Regions from separate parts of the Homo sapiens genome. Here region 2 is linked to region 1. The links are chromatin contacts, found by Hi-C in ENCODE. All regions are on one chromosome and are shown on one strand. Each heading gives the region's core, a stretch centred on a gene start or an enhancer-like site at or near the end of the contact. The rest is flanking DNA. Distances are from core to core; before and after follow the strand shown. Region 1 holds the start of NECTIN1-DT (NECTIN1 divergent transcript). Region 2 overlaps POU2F3 (POU class 2 homeobox 3).

Evidence for each region. A loop is a pair of places that touch in the nucleus more often than their neighbours do. Pooled maps may share reads with other maps.
Region 2: a loop to region 1 is called in a map of ascending aorta, with 5 times the contacts of the local background. The contact joins the enhancer-like site here to the promoter of NECTIN1-DT in region 1. A Hi-C loop is called at or near these places in 2 of 168 maps with a recorded cell type or tissue (ascending aorta and cardiac septum) and 12 of 50 pooled maps.

What each region holds. Positions count from the first base shown.
Region 1 is chr11:119,726,618-119,734,358 of GRCh38, reverse strand. NECTIN1-DT (NECTIN1 divergent transcript) reads right to left here and starts at 4,776. Exons shown (of 4, transcript NR_120587.1): 1 at 4,553-4,776; 2 at 609-702. NECTIN1 (nectin cell adhesion molecule 1) reads left to right here and starts at 5,159. Exons shown (of 6, transcript NM_002855.5): 1 at 5,159-5,884. The coding sequence starts at 5,806. RefSeq lists enhancers at 4,113-4,973, 4,974-5,835, 6,635-7,577 and silencers at 4,774-5,183, 5,244-5,563.
Region 2 is chr11:120,299,242-120,306,982 of GRCh38, reverse strand. POU2F3 (POU class 2 homeobox 3) reads right to left here. Exons shown (of 13, transcript NM_014352.4): 5 at 7,257-7,359; 6 at 4,615-4,697; 7 at 1,771-1,953; 8 at 1,198-1,339. Among named protein-coding and RNA genes, the nearest start is that of TLCD5, 22 kb to the left of the region's middle. RefSeq lists enhancers at 1-205, 770-1,287. Within about 2 kb of position 4,674, at least 8 of the 41 ENCODE cell types and tissues checked have a DNase peak (open chromatin) inside an H3K27ac peak, as active enhancers do.

The sequences.
Region 1 (7,741 bases), core at 3,527-6,026:
TCACTACTCTCTTCACCTTCCCTCCAGGCTCAGAGAAAGATGGGTCTTCTCCTTTCCAAGGCTGACCCCTTCCCACCCTCAGTGCCCCCCAACCCAGGACTTGCTCCATAAATGACACCCTATTTCACTTCTTACACTTGCTTCTCCACTCCCTCACTGTCCACTAGCTCTTTTCCTTCTGACTACAAGATGCTCAGTAGCTTTTGATTTCCGATGAAAAAGGAGAAAATAAGCCTCTTGGTCTGTCTTGCTAACCCTCTCCGAGCTTCTCATCCACCTTGCTCATTCCGTCCGCCACCAAACTTCTCAAAAGCAGAGAGGATACCTGCTGCCTCTGCTTTTTCACCTTCCAGTTGCTCCTCCTCCCACTTTGATCTGGGTTCAGCCCCTGCCTAGTCACCAACATCCCTCTCTCAAAGGTCACTGGTGGTTTTGCCACTGCTTCCAAAGACCCCTTCTGATCCCCACCTGCTTTCTGCAGCATCAGACACTGTTAGCAACCTCCTCCACCTCCTCTATTAAATCCTCTTCTCACTTGGCTTCCATGACAACCCTCTCTCCTCACTCCCCTCCTCCTTCACTGACCAATCATCATCTGTCCATCCTACCCACGTTGTTGCCAGATTCATCTCCTGAAGCATAGCTCTGACAGTTCCCAATAAGTGCTTCTCTGTTCAGAAACTTTCCATGGCTCCCCACTGCCTGCAAAAATAAATAAATAAATAATGGAGTTGTAAAATCATGCAACTATATGTAATTCATAATATACAATAATCTGTCACGTTTTCAAACCTTTTTAAGCAGCAGAATCTTCAAAATCCATTAAGAGATATCTTTCTCAAAAGCCCAATTTTCAAGCACATGAAAACACATGCTCTTTAAATGTGGCTCCTGTTGAGCCCAGGAAATTCTAGGGTTTCCAAAACACAACTGGAAAACCAGTGAACAAATTAAACTCCTCAGTCTGCAGATGAGAAAACTGAGGTCCAGAGAGGGGAAGTGATTGGCAGAAAGTGGCACAGGATGTGAGTTAATCAACACATTTTCATTACAAGCCTATCAGGTACCAGGCATGTTCTAGGTGCCAGAGATATAGCAGAGAACAACAGCAACATGATCCCTGCCCTGGAGGAGCTGACAGTCTAATGGGGAGTGAATCAGGCACTATAAACCATCACGAAAGTGGTCCCAAGTATGCAAAGTCTATAGCAGGGGATGATTGGAAATCCCAGTGGCTCCTCCTTGAAGCCTCAGAGCAGGGTGAGATGAGGCTGCAGAAGCAGGCATGGGCCCCTTAGGCCTTGTTGAGGACTTGACACTGGTCTAAGAGTCTGGCAGGCCAAGAAATTGTTCCTGGGCATTGCAACTTGACCATCTGCATTTGAAAATAATCCACTACTAAATGTAATGTTGTATCCTGGATTAAATTGTGGAACAAAAAATAGACATTAGTGGGAAAAAACCTGGGGAAATCTGAATAAATTCTGTAGTTCAGTTAATAGTATTATACTAACACTAATTTCTTAGTTTTGATAGATGTACCATGGTTCTATAAGATGTTAACATTCAGGGAAGATGAATGAAGGGCATATGAAAACTCTGTACCATTTTCACAACTCTATTGCAAATCCAAAATTATTTCAAAATAAAGCTTGTAAAATATATATAAACCATTTTCAGGAAGGGGAAAACTGGATGTGGAGAGACAGATGACAATAATAATGATGACTAATACTTAGACAGTTTTTACTGTACACCAGGCATTGTTCCATGCACTTCACATGTTTGGCTCAAGGCTCATTTAATCCTCACAACTTCAAGAGGTAGGTGCTCTTATTTCTCCCTGTTTTACAGAGAAGGTACCTGAGCACAGAGAAGTTAAGTCACTTGCCCAAGGACACATAGCTATTGGGTGTCAGAGCTGGAGTTTAAGAATTCCAATCCAGGCAGATTAGCTCTCCAGAGTTCCATGTGCTGGACTGTTACATTTTACTCCCCATCTCAGTGCAGACTGGCTATACTGTCAGAAAGTATTGTAAAGACCAGGTAGAAATCATGAGTGCATGGACTAGATTAATAACAGGAGAAATGGAGCAATGTCACTAGACTTTATATATATATATATAAAGAATATATATATATAAAGGATATATATATATAAAGGATATATATATATATCTCAGGGGCATATCAGGGGCATATCAATGTCACTAGACTATATATATATATATAAAGGATATATATATATATATATATCTCAGGGGCAGAATCAACAAAATTGGAACATGGTGGTTCAGGAAGAGGTAAGAAGCAAGAGTGACTCCTGGGCTCACAGCTTAAGAGCAGGAACCAAAGCCTGCTTTCCTGCTGCTTGATCCTGTGTTTCTTCCCTGTCACTAAAGGAAACCTTCTGGTCCTTTTGCCTTCTGTTTGCGCCTACCTGTCCCTTTCTCTTATACATCTCTAAAACGCAAAACAAACTGGAATGCCTACTGTCCTAACACAGGTGGCACCTCTCCCACCTCCACGCACCTCCATGTTCTTGTACAAGCTGTTCCTTCCACTTAGGAGTCTCTCTCCTGCCTCTTTTGGTCCAAATCTGATCTGTCCTTCAGGGTCTCAGTTAAATGTCCCCTCCCCCAGCAACCTTCCCTGCTTGTTTAAAGATGATGAGTGAACAACCATACTATATCACTTACTTGCTTCCATCTTCTCCACCCAACCAATCCCCAGGCAGCCACATCTTCCCTGCTGGCCGCACCCTCTTTGGAAGCTCATTTAAGATCAGAGGATCAAAGAAGCCTGACCTAAAGATGGAGAGAGTGCAGCCGGGTACAGTGGCTCATGCCTGTAATCCCAGCACTTTGGGACACCAAGGAGGGCAGGTCACCTGAGGTCAGGAGTTCCAGACCAGCCTGGCCAACATGGAGAAACCCCGTCTCTACTAAAAATACAAAAATTAGCCGGGCGTGGTGGCACACACCTGTAATTCCAGCTACTCGGGAGGCTGAGACAGGAGAAACACTTGAACCTGGGAGACAGAGGTTGCAGTGAGGTGAGATGGCGCCACTGCACTCCAGCCTGGGCAACAGAGCAAGACTCTGTCTCAATGAAATAAAATAAAATAAAATTAAATTAAATTAAAATAAAATAAAATAAAATAAAATAAATAAAATAAAATAAAATAAAATAAAATAAAGATGGAGAGGATGGGAGGGTAAGAGCAGGGAACAAGAAGACATTGGTACATCTGGGATTGCCCCTTCAAACCATGCCTTCAGCTCCTGCAGTGTGCCTGGCACAGAGCTAAAGGCCATCACAATGAATTCAATTCAACCCTGGCCCTTAAAGCACTCAGCAGCCAGATGGGAGATTCCCAGCTGCCACAAACTAAATCTGATAGCGTGTTCCCCAGTTTAAAACCCTCCTAGCAGCTACCGGGCATGATTCACGAATCTGCAGACCTCTCCTTTCCTCAAGTCTTAGGCTCAGGCTAAACCAGTCAACCCTTTGTGGGCCCCCTACTCACCTGACTATTGCTTACCTTCATTCCTTTGCTCGTGCTGACCCTCTACCTTAAATCCAGTCTCTTTTATGTCTCTGCCCTCCAGCACTTACCTTGGTCTGATAGATGACTCACCGAGACCCTGTGTTCGCTTCCCTGAAGCCTTTACACCAACCCCACCCCGGGCTAAACTGGGCACTTTTTCTGTGACCCACCAAACCCACACAATCCCATATTAAATATTTGTTTACGACATCCGTTTCTATGTCTGTCTTCCCCCACCCTTCAACTAGATTGAGTTCCTTCAGGACAATGATGATGTCTCTGTATCCCCAAGCCAGGCACTGTGTTTTGACACAAAGAAAGCCCAGGTTACATTTGTTAAATGTAAAAGACCATACAGTGAGTGGGTGAGTGTTCATGACAATGCCAGATCTGACTACTTCCGCGAGAAACCGAGACACTCCAGGGCCGGATTCCAGACAGTGGGAATATGGCGCTGTCTTTGCCCCTTCTCCAGTGAGGAACCAGAATTTACGTGTTATCAGAAACAGCCACTTCCCCTCTGCTCCTGCCCGCCTAGAGGGCTGGGCAAAGGGTAGAGGGAGCAGTGTCCGGCCAGGGTCTGGGGAGAATTCGGCTCTCCTTAGTGGGAAACTCTGTCTGTCTTCCTCCCCCAGGGGGAGGGGATGGGGATAGGAGGACCAGAGTAAGGGGAAGAGGGAAGGCCCGGAGGGCGCAGTCGCCTTGGCAGAAATCCTACCACACCCGGATGTAGTGGGTGGTGAACGGGATGGGGCGGAGAGTCCCTGCCCTGCCAGGGACACTGACTGGACGATCCACTTTCGCGGGAATCCCACAAATCTCTCAAAACTAAGGTCCTGGAAACTGGAGGAGAGCTCGTTTTCAGGCTATGTTTGGGCAAGGGCGGGGCGCGGGGTGCTTCAATTTTTGGAAAAGGAACCCCCGAAGGGAGCAGGGATTAGAAAAGAAACTCTACCAGAAACCTCAGTGGGCCCGTCTCACCCACTCATGCCCACCACTGACTTCTCTGGCAGCTCCCCGTCGCCCCGCGCACCGCTGCCTCTCCGTGGAACGTCCAAGTGGTGCAGAGGAGAGGGATCTCCGGAGACTGGGTTCTGTTGCGAGCTATGCCACGTTCCGTCCCGGGCGGAACTCTTCTTTGGGCCTTTGTTTCCTCGTCTGTGAAATGGGGCCAGGGTGGGAGCAGAGGGCTTGCAGAAGCCCTGCCAGCTCCCACGCTGCTAGCCGGGATTCTCCATCCCGCCCTCTCCTCCACCGCCGCCCCCGGCCCGGTCCTAACTCCACCCCCACCCGCCGCGCCTCGGCGCCGCCGGCCGCTAGGGGTCACTGCCTGCCTTTGTCAGCGGAGGAGGAGGGCAGCCCGCGCTCCAGCCGGCTCCCCAGCTGGAAGGCGGCCGAGGGGTAGCTCCCGAGCGAGGGTCCTGAGCCGGACCCCGCAGCCCGCGCTCGCGATCCGCCTCTGCTTCGGTCGGGAAGGCGCGTGCGCTCGGGCTCCGACCGGGCCCCGGCGGGCGCGCATCGAGGCCAGGAGGGGGTTAACGCTAACCCCTCCCCTCTGGCTGACATCACGGGCGAGCGGGTGAGAGGCTGGAGCTCGGCGAGTGAGAGAAAGAGAGCGAGAGCAGCGAGCGCGGCTCCACATTGTTGCGGATCGCCGGCACCCGGCAGAGCGGCGGCGGCTGGGACGCGCGGCGCCTCCGACCCGTTCTCCTCGCGCCCGGCCGCGCAGCCAGAGCCACCCGGGCCGCCGACCGCCGAGCCCCGCGCCCGCCGCCTGGGCCCCGAGCCTTCTGCGCCGCCCGGGTGCGTCCCGCCACCCTCGGAGGACGGCCGGCCATGGACGCCTGCAAGTTGGAGCCGAGCGGGAGGGTGTGAGCGGGCCGGGGCCAGGAGCCCGCGCCGCGCAACCGGGCAGCCGGGCGCGCCGGGGGTGGGTCCCTCTCCCCAGCCCCGCTCTGCGTGGAAGAAGAGGGCGGGGACCGGCGCCGGGAGGAGAGCGGAGGAGGCGAAGGGGCATGACTCGTGCAACTTGCGGCGGGCATCTGCCGAGCCTCTGAGCCGGCGGCGGCCCGGGGCCCGGACTGCGGCCGCGCGGATCCCACCCAGCCCACCCCGCCCCGGCCGACGGCTGCAGCTGACCTGGATCCTTCGAGCGCCCGCCGACCGCCAGCGATCTTCCCTCATCTTCCGGGCTGGTTTCTGCTGCGCGAGGAGCGCTGCCCTCGCCGCCCCTCTCGCCGGACCCCCGGCCCCCGATGGCTCGGATGGGGCTTGCGGGCGCCGCTGGACGCTGGTGGGGACTCGCTCTCGGCTTGACCGCATTCTTCCTCCCAGGTAAGAGCGCTCACCTCTGCTGTCCCCACCCCCATCCAATGCCTCCCCGGGGCTGGGAGCCGGATGGCGGGCACGACTGGATTGTGGGGAGTGAAAGGAGCCAGAAAAGTTGGGTCACGGCTTGGGTAAAGGGGGTGGGAGGTGGCACGGCGGAGAAAGAGGTTGAGAAGCCGAACCGCCTGCCCTGCAGGGAAGCAGTCAGATGCACGTCTCTATGTAGCATGAAAGCACTTTCTCCGCTCAGTTCTTTACAAAAAATAATAATATGTAATAGCGTTCTGTTTATTTAATAACCAGCTCTCTGCTCGGGAAGCAGTTTGGAAACACTGCGTGTTACATAAATGCAAAATAATCACCGTAATCACCGTCTTGGGGTGGGAGACAACAGCCCCAGGGGGAGGGCGTCAGTCTCGGAGCTGCGGGTTTGGAGTATGGCGGGGGGGCTTCGTCTCTTTCGGCGGCCCCTTTGCCAGACGGCTCAGGACGCTCGGGCCCCCTCCCGCCCCACACCGCCCCACAGCGGGCGCGGAGAGTCGGCTGCTGCGGCAGAGGCGGCTCCTCGCTCACCTGCGGTTCCTTTCCTGGAGGGTGAGGCCGGGGCAGCCTCCTCCCGGCCTGGCGCGGGACCGGGCTCCCCCTCGGAACTCTGCTCCCAGCTCTGGGGGCTCTCCCTGGAGGAGACACCGCGGGCTTCCTGCCATCCAAGTAGCTGCATGACCCACTTTCCCGAGGGTGCCCCGCGTGTCCTTCCTCGAGGTGCGGGCTGCCGGCAGCCGAGGGGTTAACCTCGCGCCCGACCCCGGGGTGGCCCTGGTGGCCCATTCTGACGGGTGGGGTGGGGACGGAGGCTGGGACCAGCCCAGGCATATTGTGCTGGGGAATGAACTGGAAAATGCGTTTAGGAGGCAAATCCGACCGAGTCCCCTCGCCTGGATTTAACCCTTTGTGTCCCTGGGGAAGCTGCCGAGCTCGCCGGCTGACTGGACACCAAGCGTGGGTCAAGGGGTGTGGGGAGTTCCTCCAGCTCTCTGGGTAGAAACCAGAGACGACCTGCAGCTCTAGCAAGATGGGATTTTGGGGAGGGGGGCGGATCTTGACTGGAGCACGTGGTCCCCGCCTTGGGGTGGCAGAATAGGGGGTCAGTGTACAGAGACCATCTCCTCGTGGGGCAGGAATATTAGATCCCGAGTTCCTGCAATGTGCTTTGCCGCAGAATGGCCAGGCAGTTTGTTATCGAGGGAACAGTCTGGCTGCCTAGTTCCGGGGCTAGGGTGCACTCCTGGAAGGCAGAAGCCTGGCCTCATTCCCTTCTATGCCTCTTCTGCTGCCAGCCAGCTCACTACGAGGGCCCCGCCAATCTCACTAAGTGGTGGATGTCTGGGAAGCAGTTTGTGAAAGCCAGTACTGGGGTGCCTCCACCCGTGAAGCCTGGGGTGCTGCCCTGCTCGATGTGGGGGGTGGGGAAAATCCAGGGCTCACAGGTGTCACTGCCCACCCTGCCCCCAGAGGGTGGTCTTGGTGAGAGTGAGAGGTCTTCTCACACTGGATGGCCTGGGAAGCCAGCCAGAGATACAGAAGTTCGGGCTCTAGGACTTGCCTGGCCATGGGGATTTGAGCTTCCAGGAACCCTTCAATTACATATGTCCACATCCGGAACCCAGAGAAACGAGAGCTTCCCAGAGCTCTGGTTGGTCCAGCACACTAGGGGTTAACGTAATCCTGGGATGGACAAAGGGTGGTGGGAAGGGTTGGGAGAAGGGGAAGGAACTCACCCTATTCTCCTTCCTTTTGTTATTCTCTTTCCCCAGCTTTGTGATTCCTTCATGGTTAATTCCTTCATTGGGGGCTAGAGGCCTG
Region 2 (7,741 bases), core at 3,425-5,924, 570 kb before region 1:
AAATGTTTGAGCTAAGGCTGTAGGGGCCATAGGAGGGATATCCCTGAGGAAGGATTCAGGCATCTGATGGAGACTAGGAATGGTCACAGGGCCCTTCCCCAGAGATTCGAAGACCTTCGGATCATTTCGCTCATTTCAGTGCTTCCATAAAGGCTGTCTAAGGGACAGCCTGTAGGGGGAGCTTCCTGCCCCCTCCCATGCTTGCGTGTGGAGGCCCTTCCGTATGAGTAACAGCCCTGGCTGGCTGCCCCACCCTTTTCTCCCTCTCCAGTGTAACCACGAATCCATATGAATCGACTGAATAGAGCCCAGCCCTGGAGACTGGCTCACTCCCTCTCTCTGCCTAGGCCGGCAGTTCTCAACCGGGGGGGACTCTGCATCACCACCACTCCCCCTGGGACATTTGGCAATGTCTGGAGAGATTCTTGGCTGTTTCAACTGGGGGTGGATGCTACTGGCAACTAGTAGGTAGGGACCAGGGATGCTCAAAACATCCTGCAATGCATAGGCCAGTCCCTGGTAACAAGAATGACCTGGCCCAGGATGTCTATAGTGCCAAGGTTGAGAAGCCCCATCCTGTATGCTAGTCCCTGCTGCCAAATGTGAGGTCCCTTGGCTTACACGCTTGATCTCCTGGGTTGCCTCCCGGCCACCACCCCTCACTGAGTCCTCCTGCAAACCCCATTCCTGCTGTCAGGCTTTCCTGACCAGCATGGGTTGCAGTAAGTCCCTGTCTGCTGAAAACCTCCTCAAGAACTACCCAGGGAAAGACCCTGTGTCGTGCCTGTGGTCTCCCCCTCCCAGTGAGACCCTAGAGGCCCCACTGCCCTGTATCCCTGACTAGACTTATTCCAGACAGCAATCTGCATAAGTGTATCTGCTCTGCAGATCCAGACTTTGTTGCTGGCAAGCTGTCCTAAGATCTATGCTGGGTGGGATGGGGTAGGAATGGAATGGGGACAAATCCTGATGGACACAGACCTAAATCCACATCCTTCTGAGGGCTTCTCAGTAGTCGAGCTGACACTTTCATCTACACTTGCCTGTGTCCTGTGTCTTGTTTCTCCATCGGCTCCAGTCTCAGGAGAAGAAGGGGGTGTTAGGTATCAAACTCCCAAAAGCCCCAACACGACAAGTCACTGGCCCTTCCCTGCAGAGCCCTCTAGGGCCCCTGGCATCCGTGTTTGCGAGGCCTACCTGCATCATTCAGCCACTTCTCCAGCAGGGGCTTGAGCTTGCACATGTTCTTGAAGCTCAGGTTGAGGGCCTCAAATCGTGAGATGGTGGTCTGGCTGAAGTCGTTGCCATACAGCTTTCCCATCGCCAGCCCCACATCTCCCTAAGCGTGGGGACCGAGGGGGAGGAACATGAGAGGCAGCCTCCTCCTCTTGTTTGCCCACATCCTGCATGGTCCTAGCATCGATCACACAGCCAGCCTGAATCTTTGAGTGCTCACCCATGCTCGGCTCCTTTCCAAGTCTCCTCCCTCTAAGGTGAAGAATCGGTTTCTTTCTCTCCTTAGACTCTCAGTGGACCACGCCCACGTGCTCAGGAGAGCCAGCCCCTTTTCCACCTCTCATTCTCCTCCACCAGCAACGTCCTCAGTTTCCCTACCAATGGCAACTGTGCCCTATTCTCAGAGAACTCAGGGACATGATGAGGAGACCCCAAACACATCGAGCCTCTGGTCGCTCTTGAAACCTGCACTTGGGAAGCCCAGTCTCCAGCCGCTCGGCTAGACTTCTTCTATCTTTTCCCCTAAAACCAAACCTGTGTGAAGCCCAGCTTAATGCGCCTCTGCTTGAAGGTCTTGGCAAACTTCTCCAGCTCCTCGAGGTCACTGGGCTCATCGGCCCCTCCAGAGCTGGGTAGATGCTTGGGCACTGGGAGATGCTGGGATGCTTCCAGGTGGGGTTCTAAAGAGGATCCTGGCAGCCCAGGGTGCCCAAATGCCTGATAGGAAACACGCCAAGCAGATCCACCACGAAGATCAATAAATAACATTTTCTGATTTTTTTTTTTTTTTTTTTTTTTTTTTTTACTAATAGGCCCACTTAGAGGATGACAGATCCCTGGATACACCCTGGGTACATTGGAGTCTTATATTTTTCCAGTGGCATGGAAGTGGAAATTAAAGTTTCTATAAATGTATAGCAAATAACTGGAATATCTGGGTAGAAACATCAGGAGTGCAGGATAGGGAGGTGGCCTGAGTTTAGCCTGTGACTCACTTTTTGAGTCTTAGCAGGTTACTTCCTCCTTTCAGTTTTCTACCATAAAAGGAGCTAGCAGGGTTGTTTACAAAGATTCCAAAAACAAATCACAGAACTGGACAAAGAAAAGGTTGCTTGCTTTGTTTTTTTGTTTTTTGTTTTTTTCCATAAAGCAGGTAACTGAGGTGTTGAACAGGCATTAACTGAAGATAACAGGGGACATCCAATAACTCATGGCCTTCATAGAACTTTCCTAAAATGTCAAACTCTTGTGCCTCATTTTACTTTCTAAACCACCATTTTCTTTCATGAAAGTGTTTTGTTTTTAATCAAAGGTATTTTAATCAGTACCTTTATAAAATGCACCTTGATCACATTTGGGTTGCTAGGAGATATTCTTTCTTTCTCTCTTTTTCTTCTTCTTCTTCTTTTTTTTTTTGAATCAGGATCTCACTCTGTCACCCAGGCTAGAGTGTAGTGGCACAATCACTGCTCACTGCAGCGTCAACCTCCTGGGCTTAAGTCATTCTCCTGCCTCAGGCTCCTGAACAGCTGGGGCTACAGGCGTGTGCCACCACACCTGGCTAACTTTTGTTTTTTTAGAGACAGGGCTTCACCATGTTGCCCAAGCTGGTCTCAAACTCCTGGGCTCAAGTGATCTACCTGCTTTGGCCTCCCAAAGTGCTGGGACTACAAGTATGAGCCACCGTGCCCAGCCAAATATTATTTCTTGAGCTTATTTTCATAGGAAAACGTACCCTTAAACCTAGAACCATGCTGTGCCTATTTGGGGTCAGGAATGAATCCGATCTTAAGGACATCTATCATTCCACAAGGATAGAGTGGAATCTGGGCCTAGGGGTCCAGGCACTGTGGCCAGCTAGCTCAAAGGGCTAAATCCACCTCTTCTCTCCTTTTTGATTTACTTTTTGTAGACTAAACATTACTTCTTCTCCTCTGGGATATTTGGGTTTACCATTCAGATAGGTATCCTTATGATGAAGAAGGTAAAAGGACCTCTAGAGAGAAGTTTAGGAGTCTTTCCCCCAGTGAAGGGTCTTTTAGTCTGAAACCATCATGAATTTGGTCTTAGTTTGCAGGGAGAGGGTGTGTGAGGAGAGTGTGGCATAGACCAGACCCTCAGGACAAAGCCCCAGTCCTCTTTGAACCTTCCTTTTCATTAAATCATTTGTTCTTTCATTTGACAAAGACTTATGGGGCTCTCTGCTAGACCTTCTCCCTCCTCCTTTCATCTCCAATCCACTGGCAAACTGCACTGATTCAACTTCCCAAAGCATCTCCTCAATCATCCCCTCTTCTTATTGCCACAACTCTAAGCCAATCCTTTATGACCCCTCCCCTGGATGATCTTCATAATCTTCTATGTGGTCTCTCTGCTACCAGTCTCTCCATGCCAAAATATGATAAGAGATGAGAGTTGATCTTGAAGATTCTAAGATCTCTTCCAGCTGTAAGCCCATGGCTATGAGATTCTGGAGAGGGCAGCCAGGAGGAGGCGGAAGAGCAGCTTATGATGCTGGTGTCCCCATTTCAACCACTAGATGGCGAGCTTCCCCTCCAGGTACTTTTAGTGGCCTCAGCCCTCTCTGAAGGCCGGGCTCTTGGTGAGCCATGGGGATCTTAGCACAGAGATCTCTGCAGTCATTCCCAACCATTCTGCCCAACCATCTGTGCAGAGCCATCTCATGCAGCTGTGCAGGTTATTAACTGTACAGGGGCACCCAGATCAGGGGAGGAATGGCAGCTAAGATACAGCTCATGCTGCTGTCGCCAATCTGTCCACCTTGGCATGAGACTGCACCTGGCCAGAAGAGGTGCCTTTTTCCTAGTTGGAAAAAAGGTGCTGTGTGGAACCATGGCAGCTCTGCAAACAACCCCTCTCCCAGACCTCAGCCCACTGGCCTATATACGTGCCCACTGCAGGAGGCAATCTGGAATAGTGGCCCAGAGGTGAAAGACACTGGCTTTGTGGTCTGGGACATCAGGTCTGTAGTATTCTAGTCTCCCTCTTGGGGCTTGAGAGCACCTAGGTAGGGTTCGTGGCCATCTTGGTATGCCTGAGAAGTGAGCTGAGCCTGGCTCTCAGAGGAGCAATGCTGGGGCCTGTGCAGGGTTGGAGTTCAGTGCCTGGAGCATGAAGGAGGCTGGCCTGGGAGCTGGAATCTCTGGATTCTAACTGTGGCCCCACCAGTGACACTTGGTAAATTGTCCCCCCACTTGCTGTAGCTTGGATTTCCCCTGTGCCAATGGATAGTTCCCTGCTATCCCCTCTCCCCAGAGGGGTTAGTGCCCTGTTAAAGGGGTAGGGGGAAACCAGTGAGTTAAACTCAGTGAGAGCTGAGACATTCCTAGAGGAAACAGGAAGAATGGGGTTGTTTACCTGGGATGCCAGTCCCGGCCCAGTCTGTGGGAGGAGGAGACCGCTTTGTTGCTGTGGAAAGGGGAGGAGATTTGGCTGCAGACCTGGGTGAAAGGGGAGGGACAAAGGAACAGACAAATAAAATCCAGGCTATTTGAAACACATGTGCTACAACTTTGGCACCACGATCACTGTCCCCACCCCCTGCCACCTGATCAGGTCCCTCCACCCACCTCAAGTCCCATGGAGAGGCCCTCCTAGCACTGCCAGGCATTGCCACATACAGGTGGAGGCAAATCAGATACAGGGATAAACAGACATGTAAACAGCAGTCCCCAAACCAGTCCTTCCACCTGCCCGCCTGTCTGGAGAGGCGTAGAGGCTAAGGAGGGTCAAGACGATCTACTCTGGGATCTGATTACCAGAGCTGAAGAAAACCAAGAAGGGAAAGGATGCAGGGTGGCTGCTGAGAATTCAAGCTAGGGCTGAGGATTTTGGCTTTCCCTGCAGGAGAAGTAGCTGGGTTATGGCTACAGAGGCCCAATCAAATCTGCGAGGATGCCAGACCAAGCAGATACGACCATACGGCTCTAAAGGGCAGTGGGCCTTAGCCAGAGGCATGTGGCTGACCAGGACATTTTATACTTGGGAGAGAGGGCTGAGAGAGGAGGGAAAGTCCAGGGCTGAGCCTCTGGAAACTCCCTTGGGCAGTATGTATTATACCGGCTTCTCCATCCTCCCCAGGAAAACGGTACATGAGGGACTCTGCCTGGTTGGTGGCTCACTCTCCCAGCAGGAGTGGGGCCATCAAACCACCAAAGCAGACAATGGGGTTGGTCATCCCAATCGCTTGTCACTCAACAGCACTTTGGGGTCTCTGTTTTCCCTAGGCTGTTCTGGGTCACAATGTACATACAGCATCTGCTGATGTTGACCTTTATGCTCTTCAGTTTCAAAAAGTCAGGGCTTCATTGTTCATTATTAAAATACATAGGCAAGAAAGCTCTTACAAGGAATCCAGAACTGGGAGTTGAGAGGCTTGGGTACTAATGGCAATTCTGACATGGCGGTTGAAATGGATACAGCCTTTTCACATGCATTATTTCAAGTGACTCTCAATAATCTCATGAGGCAGAGCCTTGCTATTATCCCATTTTTTCAGAAGAGGAAATGGAAGCTCAGAGAGGTTAGGTAACTTTCCCCAAAACACACAGTTAGTAAGTGACTTTTTAAAGAAACCAGTAAATTTTTCTGACTCCAAATTTGGAAGTGTCTTTCCACCACTGCATCATACACTGACCTAGGTGGTTATAAGCCTGGGCCATTTTCATGTCGCTCTCCAGTCTTCTGAAAACAAATTAAACTGTTACCTTCCCTTTTCCATTCCAGGAGTATGATGTTTATTTTTTAACCAAAATAAACACTTAAAAATTCAAATAGGGTCTCATTCATCACCATAATATTCTGAGGTGCCTTGGAAACTAAGGATAGTGACTGTCATTTGTGCAGGTGCTAAGGGCGGAAGGCAGAGTTGCATTTTGTTTGGATTCTGGATTTCCAAAACCTCTACTTGGGATTTGTGCAACAGGAGAGAGTTTATACTTCCTCCATTATTTTTTTTTTTCAGAGACAGAGTTTTGCTCTGTCGCCCAGGCTGGAGGACAGTGGTGCAATCTTGGCTCACTGCAACCTCTGCCTCCCAGGTTCCGGTGATTTTCTTGCCTCAACCTCCTGAGTAGCTGGGATTACAGGCATGCACCACCACACCCGGCAAATTTTTGTATTTTTAGTGGAGACAGAGTTTTACCATGTTGGCCAGGCTGGTCTCGAACTTCTGGCCTCAAGTGATCCGTCCACCTCGGCCTCCCAAAGTGCTGGGATTACAGGCGTGAGCCACCGAGCCTGGCCAACCCTCCATCACTTTTGACCCTAGCTGATGGAGATGGGAGTGGGACAGGCAGCACACTGTGATGACCAAGAGTATGGGTCTCAGCTAAACGGTTCTGGAACTTCCCAGTAGGTCACCAGAGGCATAATAGAACTACCTACTTTACAAGGTTATTTTGAGGAATGTCAGAAAAATTACTCAGAAGAGCTCCTGGCACATCATGCTCAAGAAATGTTAGCTATTTATTAATAGTTCAATCTATTTGCTCTTGGCCAGGGAGAAGTTCTCTGCGAGTAACTTCCCTGCCAAAGAAAACCTGAACACCCTTTCTACAACCTGTGGGTGGCACTGCTGCTCTCTCCAAATAGAATCACAGCCAGGCTTCCAGGAAGCAAGTCTGAATCTGTGTCCAGGAGAGATTTCCAAGGAATTGGGACTTGTCTGTACTGCATTTCCCAGGGCGCTTCCCCTCCCTTGTACAGCATAGCTCTGCTCCACGCCTGCACCTTCCGTCTCCACTCACCACGAAATTGAGGAGGTGGACCAGACCACCCAACAGGAGGCTGGGAAGGGGAAGCAGAGAAGGAGACTAAGCCTGGAGGAGCATTGCCAGGGTCCCTTCCTCAGACCCTGGGGTGGATAAGTAGGTCTTAATAGCAGATGGGTGACTGACTGACGCATGCTCTCCAATTAGGCCCCCTCACCCAGCAAAAAACAGCAGCAACAGCAGCACTTGACTGGACTTGGTCTAGGTGGAAACCCCCAGGGTTCTTACCTTGCTGCCCAGGCTGGGTCTGAGATAGCAGGAACTGGGATACAGACTGTAAGTGGCCGGGAACCAGCACAAGCTGCTGGAGCGGATGGAGGGAAGCCATGTCCTACACACGGAGAGATACACATACACCACAGAATTTACAAGCTGGGGACATCAGCCCCATCTGCCTGCCACTCGTCCGTCCCAGGGGTCTCCAGACTCAGAGACTTTGCAGGCTGACCTTGGTTTATGCCACTGTGTATCCCCAGTGTCTAGCAAATAGTAGCTACTCCGTTAACACTGGTATTGTTACAGCTTCTGCCCTCAGCCTAGGAGTCCTTACTACATATTGTTACTTAACCCTTGCCTCCTGAGTTAATTTTTGTATGTGTCAGTCCTGTCTCCCAACTAGACTATAAAATGCCCTGAAGGCAAAGCCTGGGTATGACCCATCTCTCAAAGTTTATCCTAGAGATAACATGCAATCCCCAACTATCCAATTCTTT